4 separate regions of the Mus musculus genome follow, and regions 1, 2 and 3 are each linked to region 4. A link is a loop called in an ENCODE intact Hi-C map of the cell type or tissue named here. Cell type or tissue: left cerebral cortex. All regions are shown on one strand. Each heading gives the region's core, and the rest is flanking DNA. Links, peaks and the distances in the headings are about the cores only. Region 1 overlaps Stam2 (signal transducing adaptor molecule (SH3 domain and ITAM motif) 2). Region 2 overlaps Stam2 (signal transducing adaptor molecule (SH3 domain and ITAM motif) 2). Region 3 holds the start of Stam2 (signal transducing adaptor molecule (SH3 domain and ITAM motif) 2). Region 4 overlaps Cacnb4 (calcium channel, voltage-dependent, beta 4 subunit).

Evidence for each region. Hi-C counts contacts between places; a loop is a spot of excess contacts. Peaks named below come from ENCODE experiments on the same cell type or tissue, not always from the same donor. Only the 100,000 strongest peaks of a DNase experiment are listed, where the experiment ranks them.
Region 1: it touches region 4 in a loop (2.3-fold over the local background); 17 of 42 quality-filtered maps call a loop at or near these places.
Region 2: it touches region 4 in a loop (2.4-fold over the local background); 3 of 42 quality-filtered maps call a loop at or near these places.
Region 3: it touches region 4 in a loop (4-fold over the local background); 17 of 42 quality-filtered maps call a loop at or near these places.

Annotation. Positions count from the first base shown.
Region 1 is chr2:52,728,219-52,733,817 of GRCm38, reverse strand. All of the region lies in intron 1 of Stam2 (signal transducing adaptor molecule (SH3 domain and ITAM motif) 2), which reads left to right. Among named protein-coding and RNA genes, the nearest start is that of Stam2, 11 kb to the left of the region's middle. In left cerebral cortex, for the core only: no CTCF peak of the experiment used is centred there; a DNase peak (open chromatin) is centred at 2,772.
Region 2 is chr2:52,708,109-52,713,707 of GRCm38, reverse strand. It overlaps Stam2 (signal transducing adaptor molecule (SH3 domain and ITAM motif) 2), which reads left to right. Exons shown (of 14, transcript NM_019667.2): 8 at 4,018-4,112; 9 at 5,483-5,565. Among named protein-coding and RNA genes, the nearest start is that of Gm46741, 12 kb to the right of the region's middle. In left cerebral cortex, for the core only: no CTCF peak of the experiment used is centred there; DNase peaks (open chromatin) are centred at 830 and 2,762; H3K27ac peaks cover 207 bases.
Region 3 is chr2:52,741,507-52,747,105 of GRCm38, reverse strand. Stam2 (signal transducing adaptor molecule (SH3 domain and ITAM motif) 2) reads left to right here and starts at 4,957. Exons shown (of 14, transcript NM_019667.2): 1 at 4,957-5,045. The coding sequence starts at 5,006. In left cerebral cortex, for the core only: CTCF peaks have their summits at 2,183, 2,786 (motif pointing left) and 4,135 (motif pointing right); DNase peaks (open chromatin) are centred at 1,520, 4,204, 4,600, 4,901 and 1 more place; H3K4me3 peaks cover 1,225 bases; H3K27ac peaks cover 949 bases.
Region 4 is chr2:52,630,053-52,635,651 of GRCm38, reverse strand. The region is part of intron 2 of Cacnb4 (calcium channel, voltage-dependent, beta 4 subunit); the gene reads left to right. Among named protein-coding and RNA genes, the nearest start is that of Cacnb4, 44 kb to the left of the region's middle. In left cerebral cortex, for the core only: a CTCF peak has its summit at 2,564 (motif pointing left); a DNase peak (open chromatin) is centred at 2,563.

The DNA.
Region 1 (5,599 bases), core at 76-5,075, 98 kb before region 4:
GAAAACCTTCGTCTGTCCTGAGACGTGTTAGTGCAACCCTTATGAAACCCGGAATATTAGAAATACTAGTCATATCTGAAAACTTAAAGTGAAGGGGGGTGGCAGGAGCAAGTGAGTGCATGGGTGTGTCCAAGCATACATGCCCGAGCTCAGGTAGGCACATCAGGTGTCCTGTTCTCTTCCTTATTCCCTTGGGTGGTCTCCACTGGAACTGGCTGGTGGCCAACAGACCCCAGGGCTCTTCTTGTCCCTCTACCTCGACATTACAGGTGCAAATGTGGCCATACCCTAATCTTGTAGGCACTGAGCATCCATACACAGGTCTTCATCTTTCTTCAGCCCTGACTATTTTTTCTAAAATTACTATTTGATTAACTCATAAATATTGCCTAATAACTAATAAATGTTCATTTTTATTATAGGAAATGAAGGTCATTGTGACAGGACACAGGGCACAGTCCTTTGCCCCTGCAATTTATTGATATTCTAAAGTGTGCATTTACTTAATTTAAGCTCATTAATATTGGTTTCATGTCAGAAATTTGTTACAGCCCAATGGTGTGGGTTTTGTTATCTTAGCTGTTCAAGTACCATCTCATTGTTTTATTTATCCTTGAAGTTGATTATAATTTTTGCTTATTTTGTGTGTACTTGTGTGCTCACACACACATCTGCCCATGTGTTTGGAAGCTAGGGGTTAATGTTAAGTAACCTCAACTCTCCTTTGCCACCTTATTTTTTGAAATGGAGTCTTGGACTGTATGTAGAATGCCTTGACTGGGCAATGCTGGCTAGCAAGGCCTGGCTGTTCTCCGTGCTGCCGCACCAGCGATGCACTCGGCTTCTGTGTGGGTGCTGAGGACTTAGTGACTTAGTCTTGTATGGCAAGCACTTTACCAACAAACCATCCCCCTGCCGTTTATTTGGTTTCTTGAGTGTCTCAGGGTTGTTCTGCTGTGTGCTTGAGACTAGCCCTAAACTCTTGATGTTCCTGCCTCCTGGGGGCTGGATGTAGAAATGAGCATGTTTGTTTCCTCACCCAAGAGTATTACAGAGAGCATTCTGGCAGAATTGGCCAGCTGACAGTGAATTTTCAGGAATGTGAGATCTGCCTCTGGGTTCCCTTTTGTCTTTGCCCTTTCGGAAAGTGATTTAAAGTAATAAAAAGCAAGCAAATCATTTTGATTTCCGCCAATTTTTCTTCTATCTGCCAAACTCCTTAGTCTCTTGAAAAAAATGTTGGTCACTGGATGGAAGAGGATGGATGCCTTTCATGCCTGGACTCAGGAGGCAGAAGGCTAGCCTCTTCTGTAAAGTGAGTTCCAGGTCAGTTAGGCTTGTATAATGAGTGTTACACCTTGTCTGTTGTGCACCACGGGGAGGAGGAGAGAGTACACCAGTGGGCTCTCAAGATAGCAAAATCTGTTACTGTTCCCAGCACATAGCAGAGTTGCTGATCCATCAGGGCCACCAGACAAGGACCCTGGAGCCTGATTCCTCTGGCAGCCTTGAGTAGGGGCTGCAGTAGGTTTCTAAGCACACAGACCTCGAGCACCCGGGCCCGGTTACAGTTATAATCTTTCCCTGTCAGAACTCTGGGGTTAGGGACTTTCCCAAGCATCATCATCAGCTGACATTGACTTGATCTGATTTGCCCAGCCAATCAAATTCATTTGTTCTTCCTGTCGCTAGGAACAATCATTATATTTTGGGTAACTACTGTTGCTTAGACGGGAGGCTGGTCAGCTTAGGTAAAATGGAGTCTGAGGTCAAAATGGCAGCACTTAAGACAAGTTTCTTTTGTCTGCTCCCAACAATGAGAACTTGTCTTTTGTAAAAAAAAAAAAAAAAGGCGATAATGTGACACGTGAAGGGAAGAGCAGCAGAGCAAGACCTGAGGAGTGTGTCACACACACACACACACACACACACACACACACACACACACACGTGCAGCTATTCGTCCAGACCAGCACACGAGTGTGGGAGCTACAGGCCAATCGAGTGTCCTCCTAAGTCGTTCTCCATCTGGATTTTTGAGGTAGAGGTTCTTAATGAACATGGAGCTAACAGATAAGGCTAGGTCAGCAAGCCCCAGGGATCTTTCTGCGTCTACTTCCCCAGCACCCAGCAGTCTATGTGGGTGCTACATATCTGAATTTAGGTCATGTGTGTGTGTGCATGCATGTGCATGGGAGTGCATGTGAGCACATTGCTTGAGTGTGTGACTACCCACTGAGCCATCTGCCCAGTGTCGAGAATACTGTAGTCAATGTGCTGAACGAGTGGAGTTAATCATGGTGTTTTGCTCAATTCTGTGTTGTAGGATTTGTCCTATCCTGCATTTCTAGGATGTTATGTGTAGAAAAGTTGAAAAATAACTTGGGAAGAACCTACTTGGCAATTTTGAACACTAAGTTGTGTGCAGAAGTCAGTTTAATGTTAGTGCTTCAGAACCAGGCATGGGGGTGCATATGGAGAATCCTAGCTAGCACTTTGAAGGCAGGAGGCAGGCCGGCCTACATGGCAAGTTCCTGGACAGCCAGGGTTAAAAGCGACCCTATCTCAAACAGGACCTTACACTTGGAGTACACCACCATACAGAAATGTTTTGCTGTATAACCCATGCTGGTTGCTTTTTTGTGTCTCAGTTTCTCCGTTCACAGAGTGGAGATGTTCTTTGGCTGAGGAGTGAGTGATTTCGCATATACAAAATGCTGGGAAGCTGTTCCTGAATCGTCACCATCTGGTCGGAGCTCTGCTATATGTACCGCTTCATCTTGTGGATGCACAGTGCAGTTTTTTTGTTTTTAATTTAGCTTTTAAAAAAAGATATGTTTTAATTGTATGTGTGTGTGAATGCATGCATGTAAATTCCAGGTGGGTATATGCTTTCAGAGGCAGGAGTGCTGTCAGATCTTCCCTCCCCCTAGCAGCTGTGGTTGTGTGCCACAGTGAGTCCACTGGCATGGGTTCTGGGAACCAACGTGGGCCCTCTGAAGAGCAGCAAGCCCTTCACCACTAGGCCATCTCTCCAGCTCCTGAATTACCTATGTAAGAGCTGTGTGGTTTAGGGATGGAGATGTAAATCAAGGTGGAGAGTGGTTTTTTTTTTTTTTTTTTTTTTGTCTTTTCTGGTGTGAACAAAGCCCTGGGTTTGATCCCCAACACTGCATAAATGAAACATGGTGGCACATGCCTGTCAAATTAGCACATTGGAGGTGGAAGCAGAGAAGCTTGCCCTAAGCTACCTCATTAAAAAAAGAGAGAGAGAGAGAAAGAGTCATGTAGTCTGGAAACTTAATAATACTAAATAATCACTAGCACAAGCATACACCATTTATTCATAAATCAGGAAGATACATTTGTCTTACTATTTCAGATAATTATAGTGAGCTGTTTGTGAGGCAAGGACCTGCGTTCTTAGTGGAGGTCGTCAGCTGTGGCCTCTTCATCTGTCAACTTTCCAATTTGTTTCTGCTTTGGAAATGATTTATTTGCATTTTCTTTTTCCTTAAAAATTTAAGATAAAGATTGTTGATTTTATTAACACATAGGAAGCTTATGTTTTTGGTTCAAGATTGCAGTGGCTAAATGTTCCCTTTAATTTTATAATCTCCAGTGTAACAACATTGAAAGGTGGGCCCTTAGGGAAGTATTTATCTCGTTAGGGGCTCCACTGCCTGAGAGAATTAATGCTAGTTTTTATTTTTAAAAGCCCTGGGGCTGGAGCGATGGTTCAGCCATTAAGAGAATTTACTACTTTTTCTGAGGATCCAGGTTCAGTTTCCAGCATCAATTTGGCAGCTCACAGCTGCTCTAGTCCAGTTCCAGAGGATCCATTGCCTTCTTTGGACCTCTATGGATACCATACATGCATGTGGTTACACATAACACATATATGAAGGCAACATACACATAAAATATATCTTTAAAATAACTTCCAGAGCCTGATATGGAGCTGCTACGGCTCATTGGTGCTTGTGCTTGCTGTGCAAGCTTCTCAACCTGAGGTTGGTCCCGGGACTGTGTAATGGTGGCTAGAGAAAACCAGTTTCTCAGAGTTGACCTCTGATCTCCATGTATGCACTGTAGTTCATGCATCATGCACACACATAACAAAAGGAAAACGCTTTAAAGGTTCAGTGGCTTACGGGCCTGTAGTCTGGAGTATGCCGTGCAGCAGCAAATACAAGAGAGACCTGCTCAGCAAAGTGGGATTCCAGAATTGACTGAAAGCTGTTACATGGCTGCCACCCCCTCTTTCTCCCTGTCTTGTCTGTCTGCCTGCCTGTCAGTCTGTCTTGTCTATGTATGTATGTATGTATGTATGTATGTATCTCACATACACACAGATAAATACATACATTGACATTAGACATCACGATGGATTTGCTCTCGTGGGCTTCCACCTTCTGCCAAACAAAGAAGCAACAAGAAGGTGCTTTTCACATGCCCACACCTTGGACTTTGAGTTCCCAGCCTCTGAGAGTGTGAGATACAAGATTCTGGTTTTTATTAGTTAACCTAACACCTTAGTTATTGTGCAGGGGAACACAAAATGCACTAACATTACTCTGATCCGGTCCAAAGGTAGTGATAGATATTTCTTTCTTTGTTCAGTCTGACGTATTGAATCAGTGTCTCCATGTATGGAGGTGTGAATAAGTGTGGCCCCCATAGGCTATGCTTAGTCATTAGGGAGTAGCTCTACTTGAGAAGGATTAGAAGGATTTGGAGGTGTGGCCTTGTTGGAGGAAGTCACTGGTTTCAAAAGTCCAGCTAGCAGTAGTCAGGTAGTGGTGACTACCTTTAATCCCAGCACTTGAGAGGCAGACAGGTCTCTGTGAGTTTGAGGTTAGAGGCCAGCCTGGTCTACAGAGTGAGTTCTTGGACAACCAAGGCTTCAACGTGAAGTCCTGTCTAAAAAACCAACCAACAAACAAACCAGCAAATAAATAAACAAATAAATAAATAAGCCCATGCCAGAAGCCCCCTACTCTTCCCTCAGTTCTGCTCCGGTACCTGCCTGCATGCTACCATGCTTCCCACTGTGATAATGGACTAACCCTCTGAAACCAAGCAAGCCCCCAGTTAAATGCTTTCATAAGCATTGCCTTGGCCATGGTGTCTCTTTGTAGCAGTAAAACAGTGACCAAGACCAAGTTGGTACCAGTGGCTAGGGTATTACTGTGATAGGCTTGACCATGCTGTTTGTTGTGGACTTTGCAGTAGAAAAGTGGCTGAATGCTTTAAGTGGGGTTAAATGGGCCATACTAATAGAAGCATGGAAGCGTGGTGCTGAGAGCAGTGTAGATTCTGACAGCCCAGCCCATTTTCAGAGGGAAGGATATAAGTCAGTGACCTAGATGCCATCCTTGTGATAGTTTGGCAAAAAAATGTGGCTACTTTTTGCTCTTGTCTAAAAGATCTGCCAGAGGCTATACTGAAGAGTTTTGTATTAATCGTGTTAGCAGAGGAGATTTTAAAGACAGATTTGCATTGACTTGGTCATTTGGTTGCTAGTAATCGCCCTAATGCAGATCTATAATGAAACAGAGCTAGCTGGACAAACAGAAATGCAAAATGTACAGTTTGA
Region 2 (5,599 bases), core at 367-5,366, 78 kb before region 4:
AACCAGTTCACACTTGGCATAGACATGTGGTCTGGGAGGCTTGGCCCGGGGCTGCTTCATTTCTGATGAATCTTGATGGAGTGGTTTTTGTTCCATGCTAATGACTGAATTCAGGCCTTGTACATTCAGGGCAGTGCTTTGACTCTGAGTTATGTCCCTAACCCCTTGAGTTGACTTTGAAAAAAAAATTGTAAGAAACTGAAAGGATTCTAAGCACTGAACAGAAGGGTTGATTAAAAAGTGAGAAAGAGGCTTTAAGGAAATGACTGAGTTCGTTGCTTCTTTGCCTGTGGTAGCCATAGTTTTCTTATGGGATGTTCTTACCCATCAAGGGCATTGCTTTCCTTTTGCCACTGTCATTCCAGCAGTCATCGGGGAGCTGTTCTGGTTAGAGCTTATAGCTGAAGAGAAAGGCTCAAGTTTTCCTTGGTTCTGAGACCTAAACGCATTTATTAATGGGGAGGGCGGGCACACATGTGTGATGGCTGGAGGACAACTTGCAGTTCTTCCCTTCCACCATTGGGCCCTGGGGTCAAACTCAGGTCGTCAGACTTGGGAAGTGGTTTTAACTGAGTTCAACCCAAGACCTAAAACTAGATGGGAGAAACTGGATCTTCTTTTTTAAATCTTAAAATACAAAAGGTTGGTTTTTGTTTATTTTATTTTCTCAGTTTCCCATAAGGAATGCAGGAAAATGCCTTTTTTATTCTACCAGCCTAATTTCCTTTTCATCTTGATAAGTGAGCTTCGCTCTTCAGGAGTCACCTGAATGAGCTGCCTTTCTCTGCTGCAGCCAAGCATCCGTGTGACAGACACCAGTGAGGAGGCTGTGTTTTCACGGAGAGTCCTTGCTTATGTAGAAATTAGCATACAGAATATCTCCGGACTAGGATACATCATTCTCTGACCTTAAGAATTTAGGTGATGGAGAGCTCTTTTTTTATCTTTGTGGAGCTCACTGAATGAAATGCCTCAGAGTCACAGAGATAGCTGTATAATTAACCCTAGGAGTCTTCCTTAGTGGACAGCTCCGTGTTGAGAGTTTGAACCTAGCATGAAAACGCTTTCGATATACTTCCTAGTCCTACAGAAAAGAAAAGGAAAAGAAGAAGAAAATCAAACGCATCCTTTGAGTCAGTTTGTCACATGAGATTTCTAGGAAGTAGATAAAAGGGTTCTTCCCAGATAACTATGACTGTTCATTTGGAAAGTCCAAGAGAATCAATGATACTGGCAAACAGCTAAGTTTGAGTTGGGGTTATTAGATATAAACTCAGTGGCATGTTTAGAAGATGAGAAGTAGGAAAGATGTCATTCACAGTAGTCACGGGAACTCCTCAGCAGTTATGAGGACTCAGAGAGCCTGGACTCGGCTCACTGGATCAACGTGGTAGCACACAGCCATCTGTGACTCCAGTTCCAGAGTGTGCAGTGCCTCTTGTGACCTCCTCGGCGCCTGTGTGCATGTGGTGCATATATGCACACTTAAGCACATATACCTACATGCAAATAAAGTGCATAACGTCATCTAATAATGAATAACCTGCAAAGGTATGCAAGGCCTTCATGGAGAATCTATGAAATTCTTGGAAAGTTAAGAGATATAAGTATACATTATATTTATAAACATACAAATAGAGTGATAAACCTTAATACTGTAAAGATTTAGGTTTTCTCATATCACATAAATTAACTGCATTTCCAATTAAACTCCTTTTGAAATTTTTTTTCCCAAAGAATTTGAAAAAATTTTGGAGATGTGCTAGTGCCCAGAAAGTAAAATAACCATCCAGCATGAGGGGCGCAGACGCCAGCATGAGGGGTGCAGACTCTTCATGGATGTATTGCACATAGGATTTACTTCCTAGACAGATGACATGCTATCTAAAACTTAGGAGTTGCAGACTTCTGGAGTGTGATTGGCTGCAAGTAATAGACTCCACAGAGAACACAACTACAGCCTGGTTCCTCTAGGCTGTTGGAATAGAGTGAGACACTGAGAGGCTCAGAACAGACACAGCTTGCTATAGCAGTTAGGGGGGCAGGCATTAGGCTTGTTTTTTGTTTGTTTGTTTTTTAATTTATTTTTTACTTAATCACTTTAAATCCTGCTCACTGCCCATTTCCTGGTCACCCTCTCCCACAGTCCTTACCCCTATCCCCTCCTCCCCCCTTTTCCTCAGGGATCCCTGGGCACCGCCTCCACCCCCCCTGCACAATTAAATCAAGTCTGTGAGGCTAGGAGCATCCTTTAGTGAACTTTTAGTAATTTTTGCTGCATTGATTAGCTCTTTATATAATAAAATGAAGTTTATTTCACACAGCACGAACAGTTGGGTTCCACATGATTTAGTGACCTAAATGTGGGAGACGGACAAAAAAGAAAATCTGAATTATTAGACAAGTCTCTGGGGGGGAATAGACAGTAATTTAGGGCAGAGAAAGATAGATAAGGATATAAAGCATAGAGGAAAAACTACTGAATTGGCCTGAAAGCAAGGGTGGTCTTAGTTCAGATAGACAGTTGCCTTTCTAAGTACATAAAGAACTAAAATCAGTGAAAAAACAAATACCTGTGGTCCAGTAGGAAAAACTAACAGGCAAAGATAAGAATAAGCAGTTTGGGGCTGGAGAGATGGCTCAGTGGATAAGAGCACTGACTGCTCTTCCAGTGGTCTTGAATTCATTTCTCAGCCAACCACATGGTGGCTCACAACCATTTGTAATGGGGTCTGATGCCTTCTTCTGGTGTGTCTGAAGACAGCTACGATGTACTCATATAAAAATAAATAAATCTTTAAAAAAAAAGAACAAGCGGTTTACAAAGCAAGTTCCAGTGCAGCCAAAGTTACACAGAGAAACTGTCTCAAAGAAGAAAAAGAAAAGTCAGTCTGTGGAAGAGGCAGTGTAGCACTAGTGGGCCCTGGAGAGTGCGGATGAGCTTGCTGAAGCACGCCTGGCTCGCCTTCTTTCTGGCATCAGATGTTGGTATGGGCAGTTATCAAGTGTGGGGAAAATGACTGCCCCATCCTCCTTGGGGAAGAAGGAGTGTGAGCTACCAGTCTTTCTAATAAACATGTGAGCAGCAAGTAGTTTTGTCTGTGTGTCCATCCTTCCCCAGCCCCATCCCTCAGTCCTTTTCAGAGATAGTTTCATTGTTTGGCCTTTTTCTCCAGACTGGTCTTGAACCCGTGGCTGTGCAGTTCTTTCCAAGTACTAAGAACTATAGACGTGTGAACACACCTAGCCTGCAGGTCACGGCCTTGAACAACCTAGAGCAGCTGTTGCTTGTGGGCTTTCTAACCCAGAGTGGTTACTAGTCAGTCTTGTTTATTTGTTTTTTTCCCGAGACAGGGATTCTCTGTGTAGCCCTGGCTGTGCTAGAGCTCACTCTGTAGACCAGGCTGGCCCCACTCAGAGATCCACCTGCTTCTGCCTCCCAAGGGCATCTCCCACCACCTCTGTACTCTTCAGTCCTTGTAGTGTTGGGAGACTGGGAGTGACCTGGAATGAGCTGTCAGGAGTTCACCTTCACAGAAATGACTGGACTAAGTGCATAGGCACTTGGGATGGAACTTTAAAGATGAGTAGCATCATGAAACTGTACGCTCTGCCCGGGTAACACGTCTCCATACAGGTGTCAGTTCAGTTGTCCTTGTGTGAAAGGTGGCAAGGAGGCTGGGAAGGGAGCTGCTTTAGTTGGGATGGATGTAGCGTGGAAGGATGGATTTGGGCTTGGGGTTTAGTCACTGATAATTGCTTCAAAATGTAGGTATGAGGATATAGATTTTCTTTGACTATCTTTTCACTGATTTAATTATAAATATATTAATTTAAGAAAAAAGCATTTCTGGCTTTCCAGTGTTAGGATTACAGGTCTATCCCACTGTGTCTGGCCAAGGAAAACAATTCTTATGTATAGCTGGATGGGAACAACTGGGAAAGTCCAGTAGCTGTGTTCAGTTTTCTGTCGACAGGATGGAGGATAACAAATGACCTTTCTCATGCTGTTTTCAGTGACGCCAACTGGTGGCAAGGAGAAAATCACAGAGGAACAGGACTCTTCCCCTCCAACTTTGTAACGACTGACTTAAGCACAGAGGTTGAGACAGGTAACGTAGCAAAGGCTTTAGTTTCCCAAAGAAGCTCCAGTCTACTGAAGTTATCTTCCTTTGAGTTTATTATTGACTTCTGAGAGTAGGTGGGACTGGGCGTGGCAGCACACACCTTTAATCCCAGCCCTTGGGAGGCAGAGGCAGGCAGATGTCTGAGTTCCTGACTCACACAGTGAGTTTCTGGCCAGCAAGGACCAAAAAAACAAACAAACAAACAAAACCCAAAACAACAACAACAAAAAACAATCTACTTTGGCTTTCTTAGTTGATAGGAACCTTGGGAACTTTTCAGATAACTTTACAAAACATAGAAAACATCCTATTCAGTGATTTTCCTCTTAGCATAGTTGGAAGAGACTGGCCTATAGTCTAGTAAAATGATTTCCTAGCCTGTGCAGTGCCCTAGGTTAGATGCCAGCCTCTCTTCAGTAACATTTTAAATGGTAAAAGGTACTCTTTATGTTTTGTTTTTTGGGACAGTTTCTCTGTGTAACAGAGTCCTAGCTGTCCTGGATTCTCTTTGTAGATCAGGCTGGCCTTGAACTCACAGAGATCCAACTGCTTGTGCCTCTCAGTGCTGAAATTAAAGGTATGTGCCACCATGCTCTGCATGAAAGGTGTCTTGACTCTAACTGTATCTCTGTGTCTTGTTGAGCTTTCTTTACATGTAATTAATTCAAAGTTAGCCAAATAGTCCTTTAGATACATTGTTTTTTATAGTAATTTTGTTTCCATCAAAATTTAGTTAAAATTAGGTACATTCTAACAGTGTTCCAGGGAACTTGTACTAAGTAGTTTTCAGATATGCGTATTTATAAATTATTTTAAAACATTCTCTTTATGAAATACTTTTTTGTTGTAATTTATACTATTTTAACTCTCAGAGTTAGATTGAGTTGGGTCTATATTTTGTTCAAATAGGAAATACAGGTTGAGTTTTTTTTTTTTATTTATAAATATAGGTCAGAGTATAGATGGAACACTGTTATAAGAGAAACTGGCTTAGTCATAAACATCTATTCGCTTGTATATTTACTCATCTCAGCAGTAACAGTTTTCATGAAAGTAGCTGTAGTGACAGAGCCCGTGGATACTGCTCTGTCCCACTTGACTGTGGGGTCCACCAACCCCAGAAGATTCTGTTCACTCCCTGCACGAATCTAAGCACCAGAGGGAAGGAGGTTTGGCACACTGTGCGTGCTGAGTAGATATGGTGGCGTAAATGAACGACTGTGTGTAATATATTGATTATGAAGTGTGGCGACTAGGGAGCTTCTACTTTTCTCCTATGGATAATAATAGACCACTTAGAAATTTAATGACTAAATTGTAATGTTGAAAACCTAAAACTTATTTTGTTTCTGTAGCAACGGTGGACAAATTGAATGTAATTGATGATGATGTGGAGGAAATTAAGAAATCAGAACCTGAGCCTGTTTATATAGATGAGGTATCGACCTTTTGTTTAATAAACTACCAAGATG
Region 3 (5,599 bases), core at 121-5,120, 110 kb before region 4:
TAAACATTTTATTATTATACTGCAACCCTAAATATCTCATAAAACCAAGTCTTACCCTCCACTGATGCTCTTCCCCCTCCACTGCAAAGAACCAAACAAGAACAATCGCTAGGCTGGCCCCCAGCAGTATATGAAGTGGAAATTTCTGGTTTCTTTGGAGACTCAGTTGTGTTATGTCGTTTTTTTTTTCTGGAAATTGTCTTATGAGAGGCTGTTTTTATTGAGGCAGACATGTGGGAGGATGCTTTGCTGGTGTTTTTCTGGGAGCAGCCTGGAAAAAGGACATGTGATGTTTTGCTAGAGCAGATGCTTGAGAGAATGTGATATTTGGAAAGGGTATAAGTATAACCCAACCAAGAGTGGATGATGCTGTGTGGTATTGGTATGCCTTACTCTTCTTTGCTGGTCATCTTTCATCTGTCACTTTATAGAGAGAAACACATCAAAAAATTCTGGTGGTGTTCAGGCAGCTTCTTGCAACTTCTTGCTGTTTCCATTTCCGTAGACTCTGTAGCCAATTGGAGGAGCCTCGCTATTTCTTGTGTTTCGACCTGCTGTTGCTGATTCATGAATGGTGTTTGTAAGTGGATCGAGCTGCTTCTGCTGGTTCAAGTGAACTGAACTGCTGATATCCTGGCAATGCAGATTGGATTTGCTCCAGAGAACCATTTCTAAACAAGTCCACATCCTCCTTTGCTCTGTTAACCTTCCCTTTCCAATACCTCTGGTGGGTGGTGGGCTAGAAGGAGGGTTAAAGCATTTAAGAACCCTTATTAAAGGTAGAGTTTGAAAGATCTAAGCCTACATTCAAAGCAATAGTTTGTTTTTTTTTTTTCAATAGAATTGCCCACCTTTATCATGGCCTTCCTTTATCATGGTGCACACCTCTGGCCTTATCCTTGGACCTGACCTTGAATGTATGTTTTCTTTGATCATTAATTTGTTCCAAGCCTATTTTTCTTCCTAGTGTAATATATGCACTTATAATGTATGGTAGCTCACTGTAGTCCTTCTCATGCAAACTTTACTCTTCTACAAGGGGGAGGTACACTCTACTTTTGATACTAAATTTAAACTTTCTATTAACTGTCTTAACTTCTTATAATTATTTCAATCGAATTAGGAATTCTATAAAACCATTAATTCATCTAAACAGCATCATTTCACTAAAGTTCATCATCTTCATGTTAATCTGCAGGAAGTTTGCCCAATAGGGTGGGCTAATGCCCAGGAATCAATTATAACAGACTATAGGCAGAAAGGGACTTCCTTTGTCCCATCACATCTTATCAGAAAAATAATGAATACAGCACTGACAAATATGAAAAGGCATATCAACAGCAATCCTCTGACTAAGCTCCCAGGGCCATGCCTTTCCAGGATTCACCCACCGCAGCATAGAATACGGTGTGCAGTCTCCAGGAAGCTCAGTTGCCCACTGCAGCTCCTCCTGTGTGTGTCTGCCAAGTTACTATACCAGTCACTAATTCTATGTGGGTACTTACATTTAATAAGATGAAACTCATTTAGCTCAGTTCCTGATGTGGGAGGAATGAGACTGCAGAATGCAGAAGGAGCTCTCTGGATGGATAAGCTTTATTTAGGTCTTTGAGCTGACAGATTTCCTTGATGTTGTGAATGCAAGTGACCGACCTATTTCACCTAGCTAGAAGACAACGGCAATATGCTTCTACCTCTTTCAAGATTTAGCACACTGCCTTTGGTGTTTCTTCACCAACAAGTAGACTCAACTTTGTCATGGTGTGTCTGGAAAACACTGTCCCTATTGTGGAATAATAAGGGTAACTCAAAAAGCATGTGCCGGGAGAGTGAGAACATACCTGAAGATGGATCTTGGTGCATACATGAGTACGTGGCCTAAGGTAAAGGTATCGAACTTGCTGATTGTAAACCCAAGTAACAGAGAAAAACACTGAAACAGGATTTATCTGAAATTGATTGTATTTCCTGTCACCATGGAGATAAGTACGAAAGATACTGCATTAAGAAAAATGAACAAGGGGGCTGGAGAGATGGCTCAGCGGTTAACAGCACTGACTGCTATTCTAGAGTTCAATTCCCAGCAACCACATGGTGGTTCACTACCATCTGTAATGGGATCTGATGCCCTCTTCTGGTGTGTCAGAAGACAGTGACAGTGTACTCACATACATTAAATAAATAAATAAATCTTAAAAAAATAAAAATGAACAAGTCAAATTACTTTGCACATCTGAATTTGCAGGTTATTTCAGACATATCTTTTAAGTGCTCAATTCCTTCTATACGTGAAGTAACAAAACTCAACTATCCTCTTGTGGCTAACACAGGGTTTGCTCCTGATCACTACCGAAACTGTTCTTAATTAAGTGAACTCACTGACTGACTAGGTATGTATGCTAGCAGGTAAATAAAGATACTTGAGCATGCTCACCATAAAACAGCAGGAGCAAGGATCCTCTAAAATGATATTTTCAAAGGCTATCCCTCAATTCTTTGCTTTTAATACAAGTACTTTTAAGTTATCTCATGTGGTCTTTGCTAGCAACCTAACTGTTTGGGACTCCTTATTCACATGTGGATTGATATCAGATTATATTCCAAAATATCCCTAAATGGGTGCCATGTGTCTTATATGCTAGAATTAAAAAATTAACAGGTTTGGGCTGGTGGGATGGCTCAGTGGGTAAGAGCACTGGCTGCTCTTCCAGAGGTCATGAGTTCAGTTCCCAGCAACCACATGGTGGCTCACAACCATCTATAGGGGGATCTGATGCCCTCTTCTGGCAGGAGGATGTATATGCAGCAGAGCAACAATACATTAAATAAAGTTAAAAAAAAAAAAGTAGAGGGAAAAAAATTAACAGGTTCTGCCAAATTTCTAGGTAACTTATTTCCATTCTAACACTGGGGATTAATCCTAGAAAGTGTCCAGACATATTCTGAACACTCTAGATTAAGATGCTTAAAAAAAAAAAAAACTAGTCCATTAACCTGCAAATGTTTCCATCTCACTTGTAAACCTAACTTTATAGTAGATAATGTATTCAATTCAGATGATTTCACACAGGAAGAATCTATTATCATCTCCTTACACTAGAGGTTGGAAAATAACGTCTGCTTCTTTAATATGTCGATATGTAGGGTACAGAAGATCCTATCTCAAAACTGAAAGAAGAGTCCATAAATAAATAAACACTGAAATGATTCTCAAAATTAAAAAAAAATTGTTGAAAAACTTCAAGTCCTAGAAGGAAGGGCTCGTGCTTCAATAAATGGCTGAAACTGACTAGAGCTGCCAGCTTTAGTTTAAAAATACTTAATTACTTGAGACCGGGTCTCACTATACAGCCCTGTCTGACCTGTAATCTATATAGGTGGATAACTATATAGATCCACCCGCCTGTACCACCATGCCTGGTTATAAAGATCTTTTAAATTATGTGTGTTTATGATATGTGTGAGTTGGAGGGTCCGTGCTCGGGATACTGCCGAAGGGTGTGTGTGTGGCGGGGAGAAGACACCTTTCTGGAGTTGGTTCCTTCTGCCTTGGCTTCTGGGTGCTGAACATCACTCTTCAGGCTTGGGCTAGAAGGGCTTTTACAGCCAAGTGATTTCGTCGGCTCAAGGTGCCAGCTTTAGATGTGTGCTTTTCCATTCAAAAGCCATGGCCACATTCTAAAAGTACTTACCGTGCACTTTCTTACCAGATACTGTTTTTTAGATCCTGCGTTCACACTGTGAACAAAACTCATGGAATTTATAGTCTAATGAATAAGGATACTACAATTATCTGTACTATAGAGAGTGATAAATGATATGAACAGATACGAAGCAGGGTGAAGACGTACAGGGCAACGTATTGCAGGAAGAGTGTTTGCACACTTATACTTATTTAAATGCCTGGCTGGATCTGGTGGGAACCCGGATTTATGACTCTTATACATAACTAAGTCATTATAAATGTTTTTGCACTATAATGCTTGAGTGCACTTCACTCATCTTTGAACATGACTCAGCGATCCGCCTACCTCTGCCTACCACGTGCTGGGATTAATGGCGTGGGCCACAACGCCAGGCATTAGATTTTTAATTTTACGTGTCTGCATGTGGGTATAGGACGGTGAGTGTAGATGCCTACGGAAGCCAGAAGAGGGTGTCGGGTTCCCAGGAACTAGGCATTACAGACTGCTGTAACCCCTGCCTCCGCGAAGGTACGAAAACCTCAGCAGCAAGCGCTCTTAATTGCTGAGCCACCTCTCCAGTCCCTTCACTCGTCTTTATATTCCATGGTCCAAGCTCTGTTTTCATGCAGGAGAAATGAGAAGCAAAGAGTCTCTCCACAGCCGCTTTCCAGGGTGACTATTTCGGCTTGGTTAACCGCGGGATCCCATGAGCATCTACAACCCAGGCGGCAATTCTCAGCGCCTCTCATAAGGCGACAGCTGTTTCCATAGCAACCAGACGCGATGCGGGCGCGGGGTCCGAGTAGCAAGACCTGACCTGGTACCCAGGAAGTACTCGGGTTCGAGAAGAGCTGCTGTCACAACCTGGGGCGAAGGAAACGACATTCCCGAGCCACGCACCCCGCCTCGCCACTCAGGATCTGCAAGCTCGGCGGCCTCTGGCATCTCCAGCTACCACAACTTCCGGCCCTGAAGCCCCTCCCCTGGGCCCCGTGGCTCTCTCGGGTCCTCACTGCGGAAAGGTGACTGTGGCGGCTGCCGTGTCTGATCAGGCGTCGGATCGGGGGCTGCCACGTCTTTGGGACAGCAGAGAGGCCACTACAGGGTGTTAGAGCTCAGCCAAGCGTCGTGCGGCCCCACCGGTGGGGCTGGAGCCGCGGCGGCCGGGCGCCGGACAGGCAGGCGCGCGCAGGGCAGGCACGGCGGCGGAAGTGAAGGCACCGCTGGGCCAAGCCGTCTAGGAAGCCGCGGCGGGTCGCCCAGCTGGGGCAGTCGGAGTCCCGCCAGAGCGTCGGGATTCAGCTCGGGTTGCCGGCGTGATGCCTCTGTTCACTGCCAACCCGTTCGAGCAAGATGTGGGTGAGTGCGGTGCCCGGCGCGCTGTGTGCAAGGCGAAAGTGGGCGGCGGCCTGGGTGCCTGGAAACCCCGGCGGAGAGCGAAGGGGCGGCGCCGCTCTCGACGGCGGGGGGCAGCCTCGGTGCGTCTCTGGCTCGCCCGACTCCTGCCTGTCCGAGATTGGGATACCGAGAAGGGTTGTTCCAGTCACCCAGAGCAGGAGTGGGGGAAAAGCCTTGTTCGTACGAGGCTTAAGTTGCTGATACAAACTTCCTGCTTTCTCCCGAGCTCGTTAACACCCGTCCCTTTGGGAAAAAAAAAGTGCAGTACTGGACACCCTTTTTGCTGCCGAGGGCAGTCTTGAACTAGAGACCTAAGACTTACCAGGTTTAATTCGCATCGCTCCCGTAAGCACACATCTAAGCCCTGGTGGTTGCAGTTTTCGTATTTATTGACTGTTTTGAAGGTGCTGCGAGAGCCAGGCGCGGAGGATGAGAAGGAAAACTCCCAGAATCTTTAAATAGCCCAGAACAACCGATATTTGTTGGAGTCAAAACTTTACTCTGGTAGCGCATGA
Region 4 (5,599 bases), core at 190-5,189:
ATTAATAATCCTGACAGCCTCCGGAAGCTGGAGAAAACACTTAGGCTTAGGAGCCTAATAGCCAAAGTGGTAATCAGAGATCAGCGGGACTCAGTGGGGGGTGTGTGAAAGGCCTTTTGTCTTTTAGACCTGTGGGCTGTGTCTCCATAGTGAAAGAGTCTGGCCAGGGGAGGCCCTGCTGTGTCAGGATAAAAGAAATGGTGGCTGGCAAACAGGCCTAGAGAAGGTTATTTAAAAGAATCTGGGCTTAAGATATGACACCAACGCACAAGTAACCAAAGAAAATATAAGTAATTTAGATTTTATCGAAATTAAAAAGTTGGGTTGGAGTGTAGCTCAGGCATAACCATACATGCCTACCAGTCACAAGGCCTTGGGTACTAACCCCAGCCTAAAATGAATAAATAAATGAATAAATGAATAAATAAATAAATAAATAAATGTTAAAAAAAACCCTTTGTGTTTCAAAAGGACAGTAACATGAGAGAGGAGGAGGCTGGAGAGATAGATGGCTTAGCAGTTAAGAGTACTGGCTGGTCTTCCAGAGGACCTGGGTTCCGGGACTTCTGATATACCCTTACACAGACATTCATGCAGGCAAAACACCAACGAACATATTCTACATTCAGGTACAAGAGAATTGAAAGGATATGTCTGCAGTCTATATGAGTCTTGTATTCTCACAGCAACTATTGATGCCAGCTTGTGGCGAGGGTCCTTACCCACTGAGTTGTCATGCCGACGATCCACCTCTACTCTTATAAAGGTGCTAGGTTCATCACCTTACACTGTGGAGTGAGCTTTCAACACGGGAACTCTGGGACATCTCTAATTGTTCAGTCTTTCGAAAAGGTTCTGTGTTCTAAATATCCCGAAATTGATTTTGATAATGGCGCCACAAGTTTGCAGATATGCTAAAAGCATCGAACTGTTTATTTTAAGTGATTAGATTGAATGGTATGGGGATGATTGTATCTGAATAAAGCCACCACCCTCCCCGGAGATGGATGTAAAAAGTCACAAAGAAACCAGGGCTGCAGGGATGGGGATAGAAGAGGACCTTGCTTGGCAGGTAAAGCTCCTCCAAGTCACCAGCTTCTCATTAGGTTCTATTCTAGGGCTTTTGTTTTGTAGAGGTGAGTGTGTCTACAGTTCTCCTACTAGACCTGGCCCCATTAAGAAAGCAGTGAGCATTAGCGGATGCTAACGGTGTGAACTTCATTAACATCCCATCTGCCTGTCACTTTCCGGGAGGCTCTTCTTATGTGATGACTGATTAGTTTTGTTCATGTTGGTTTGTGCTGATGTGGCTGTTTGGAGGAAATCTATCAGTGATGCTTTCAGCTCCAGGCTCCCAGAGAGCCCTCCATCCCAGGAGGAGGTGTTGTCTCTGACAGTGTTAAAGCTTCTGAAGGGCCAGGGGAGGGTGAGGTTGGAGGGTACCAAACGAGAGGGAACTGGTCATCTCTCAGGCAGCTAGGAGACTCAACGCAGCATGTTACTTTGGAAAGGCACTTGTTTCGCACAAATGGGACCGAACCTGTAGCCTTCGTTCAGTCGGCCACACCCTGAAGTTTTGCCACCCTGGCTAGGATGCGTCTGCAGAGCTCAGGCAGTGGTTCTGCAGGTCCAGTCAAGACACTTGGATGCCAGTCTTTGCACAGGGGCCTAGTGTTAATTACTAACAGATCACCGGATTGGAGCTTCCTCCTCTTAGTACATGATGCTCTGTTGTCAAGCCATCAGAGTCATAATGAGGGTCCCCTAGGTGGAATATGGAATAGAATGTGTTCTCTTTCTCTGTGTGTGTGTGTTGTGTGTGTGTGTATCTCCTAAAGCAGGGTCTTAGATTACTGCTGAGTAAGTCTTCTATCTACACACAGAAGCTTCAGAACACACCTTGTTTTGTTTTCCATAGATTTCAGCAAGAAGTTGGACCTATAAGGCACAAATCTCCCATTTGTGCCAAGCAAGAGCCTTTCCAAAGTAACAAAGGAAGACTGTCCTGCTGACCTACTTCCTTCCTGTGATGAAGACGGTGGCAGAGGGAGAGAGAGAGAGAAAGAGAGAGAGAGAGAGAGAGAGAAAAGAGGAGAGGTAGGAAAGGAAGGAAGAGGGGAAAGGTGAGCAAGAGACAGCAAGGGAGAGGGTCACAGAATTATCATAGCAAGCAAAGAGAAATGAAGGGCTCTGAGCAGCCACTGGGAGCCGAGAGAAAGACTGAACATGGCTGTGTGGTAAGCCAGACCGTGAACGGGGTAAAGAGCAGTTGTTACTGGGTCCTGGTCCACAAACCTACCATCTTGTTTTCTCTGTACCCGAAAGGAATTAGAGAACAGAGATTGATAAAGTAAAATTGGTTGATTTATAGATTGGCCAACTAGCGGAGAGCTGGCTGTTCTGGAGAATTTCCTAGGCCAGGAAAAGGGTGGGGGAGGGAGGAGGCAGCCGCTGAGGTGCGCTGAGGTGCGGTCCTGCTGCTGTCCTGAGTTGGGAGATGAGTGTTTTAGGATCTAAGTGGAAGCTGTCAATTTTTTTGACTGGGGTCTTGATCGCCACCTACTGGTGGCTCGTCCTGGCTTGCCTGCAGGTCCTCTGGAGAAGTGTCAGCCCCCAGCTGGAGAGTTCAGCTGGGTTCTCATGGTGGTGCATGAGGGATGGAGTGACTCTACCTACTTATCGTCATCTGGAGTGGTCTTGCTTCCCAGAGGACTTGTAGCAGTATCTGGAGACATCTTTGATTGTCACAGCAGAGGTGTTACTGAGTCCACAGCTAGCTTTCCCACGACAGAGAGCTCAGCCAGCCCAGAGATGTCAGCCTGAGAGGTAGAAGTGCTGCACCACCTGAATATCTTTTAAACTCAACACCTGCAGCCCAGACAGCCATAAAACCCTTTCTCCTTATTGGGTGGGAGCACCCAGAGACGGTTTGGTTCCGTTTTGCTCAGGCAATAGGCCTGAGCTGGTAAGCCAGGTTTTCCGAGTTAATTAGCTTAATTTTAAAAAAGCTAAGGTTGAATGCAAAGCCGACAGAATCTTCTTGTTTTCCACGTTTGCAGCTCTGCAGACATATCTTACCCACTCCTTTAAGAGGCCTCTCTGCCTAGGAGAACGGGCTAACACGGCAGAAATCAGGGCCTCCAGTGGCCTACACCCGGCATTGAACGGGTCTAACCCCATGGGTCTCAGGAGAAATAAACGAGAAAGGAAACGAGTGTGAGATTGAAAGGTAAGAGGCAGATTTTTAAGAGGGCAACTTAGATTTGTCCTATTTGCAGGAGTCAAGTTGAAGCCAGCCACAGCTGTAGGGAAGAAATTGTGGAGAGCGATTATCATCTTAGTGATTGTTCTGTGAAATTGCTCCAGGCCAGAGGCACTTGCTGTAACAGTTTTATAATTTAACCTCTCTTTACCCTGCTGACTGATGGAGCCTGCCAGTTTCTAGCACGCCACCTTTCTCCAGGGGGCAGTTCTGGCTGCTGTTTCTGTCTTTGCTCACGTCTGAGAAAATGGGTGCTGTGTGTTCTGGGACATTCTAGCTTCCCCTGAATGGAGCTCCCCTTGTCGTCTTAGAAATGCAGTTCCATAACCAGGAACCGGGAAAAACAGCCTCTGCTTTCTCCCTACTGCGTGTGGCCTTTTCTAGTCCATTAAAAAAGTGAACTCAAGCTCATCCTATTTATTTATGACGTGATTTCTCTTTCTATGCTATAATCGCAGTTGTTATTGAAGAAAGTGTTTCGATACTCTCATTGGTTATTTCAGTGACCGAAGATCAAGACCTGTTGATTTCTAATCTGCCCTCAATACAGTTATTTTTAAAAACATGGTCTCGAGAACTAGATAGCCCTAGCTGTTCTCAAACTTACTACATAGACCAGGCTAGCTCCAAACTTACAGAGATCTTCCTGTCTCTGCCTCCCCACTGCTGAGATTAAAGGTAAGGGCCACCTCATCTGGCGACAGTCCATCTACCAGAACTTTATATCCTCTGTATTTGAAAGTCTGTTCCAAAGCTGGGGAACAGTCTGGTTCCGTTGTTCTTTACGTGTGCGTTTTAACTCTAAAGTGAATCTTGGAGTGTCTGATGAATCCCTGCTTGTTAAGTTTTCTGAATTGAGAGCAGTGCAAAGGAGAGGAATGGGAAGTCACCAGTCAGTCCGCAGGCTTCTTTGGGCCTTGCCTTGAAGGGAATCGTGGTAGAATATATGTAACATTGCCTTGGCCATTTTAACCATTGTCAAGTACGGTTCACCAAGAACATGTGCCAATATTGTACAGTCATCCTCATCCCTTTATCTCCAGAACTCTGGAGATAGATGCTGCCCAGACATGACCCTTCATGCTCTCCTTCTCTCCGCAGACCCCAGTGACATCTGTTTTACTTTCTGTGAATTCAACTGCTCTAGGGACCGCCCAGGAGTATAGTTGTAACGGTGTTTGTATTCTATTTTTTTTTTTTTTTTCCGAGACATGGTTTCTCTGTATAGCCCCGGCTGTCCTGAAACTCACTTTGTAGACCAGGCTGGCCTTGAACTCAGAAATCCGCCGGCCTCTGCCTCCCAAGTGTTGGGATCAAAGGCGTGAGCCACCACGCCCAGCTTCAGTGTTTGTATTCTTATGCCTGGATTTTTTCACTTAGTGCAATGGCCTCACAGTTTCTCAGTGCTGGAGAATGCAGCAGAATTTCTTTTCTTTGAAAGGCTGAATAGTATTCCATCCCCATTTCTGTGCCTTTTTCGCTTGCCTGTGGACATCTGGATTCTCTCTAGTTTGGCTGATCCGAACAGTGATGCCATGAACATTCAGCTATTTCCAATTCTTACCCGAGCATATTAAAAACCTCATCTATCTGTGAGTGAGCTGAAAAAAAGCTAGCAAACGCTAGCAAATGCTACCCCATCCCCAGGCTTGCACGCATACCAACTTCTGTATTTAGTTTCATGCACTGGGACCGCTTCCTTTGGCTTCAGCTCTTCCTTCTGATCCACCCACCCCAGGTTATCCCACCTCTCCATGACTATATCTTTTCCCTGTCTTCTTTGATGTGACACAATCTTAGCTATCACACATGGTTCAAAGGCAGACATTTTTGCCTAGTTCTGTAGTGCTGGGGACCAACCTAGGCATGCTAGGCAGTGCTGTACCACTGGGCTACATTGCCAGCCCACTATATTTTGATGTCAGCATTTATTATGATTTTTTCATATAATTATAATTTTAATTAACTACATTGAATCAACTATCCAAGAAAAGAGGAAGACGTTTTAATTTAGCAATTTAAAAGCTGAGGTGGTGATGGTGCACACCTTTAATCCCAGCATTTAGGAGGCAAAGGCAGGCAGATCTCTGAGTTCTGGTCTAGCCTGGTCTACAGAGTGAGCTCCAGGACAGCCAGGGCTAATCAGAAAAACCAGTTTTGAAAAACCCAAACTAATACCCAACCAAAGACAGAAAAACAAAAACTGAAAAACTCCCACAATTTAATACTCGAAAAGTAGATATAGTGTGTTTGAAAAATGGAAGACAAGGGAATTATAGATATTTTTACAAACCTGTAAAAATATTCCTAGTATATATGTATGCATGTATGTATACA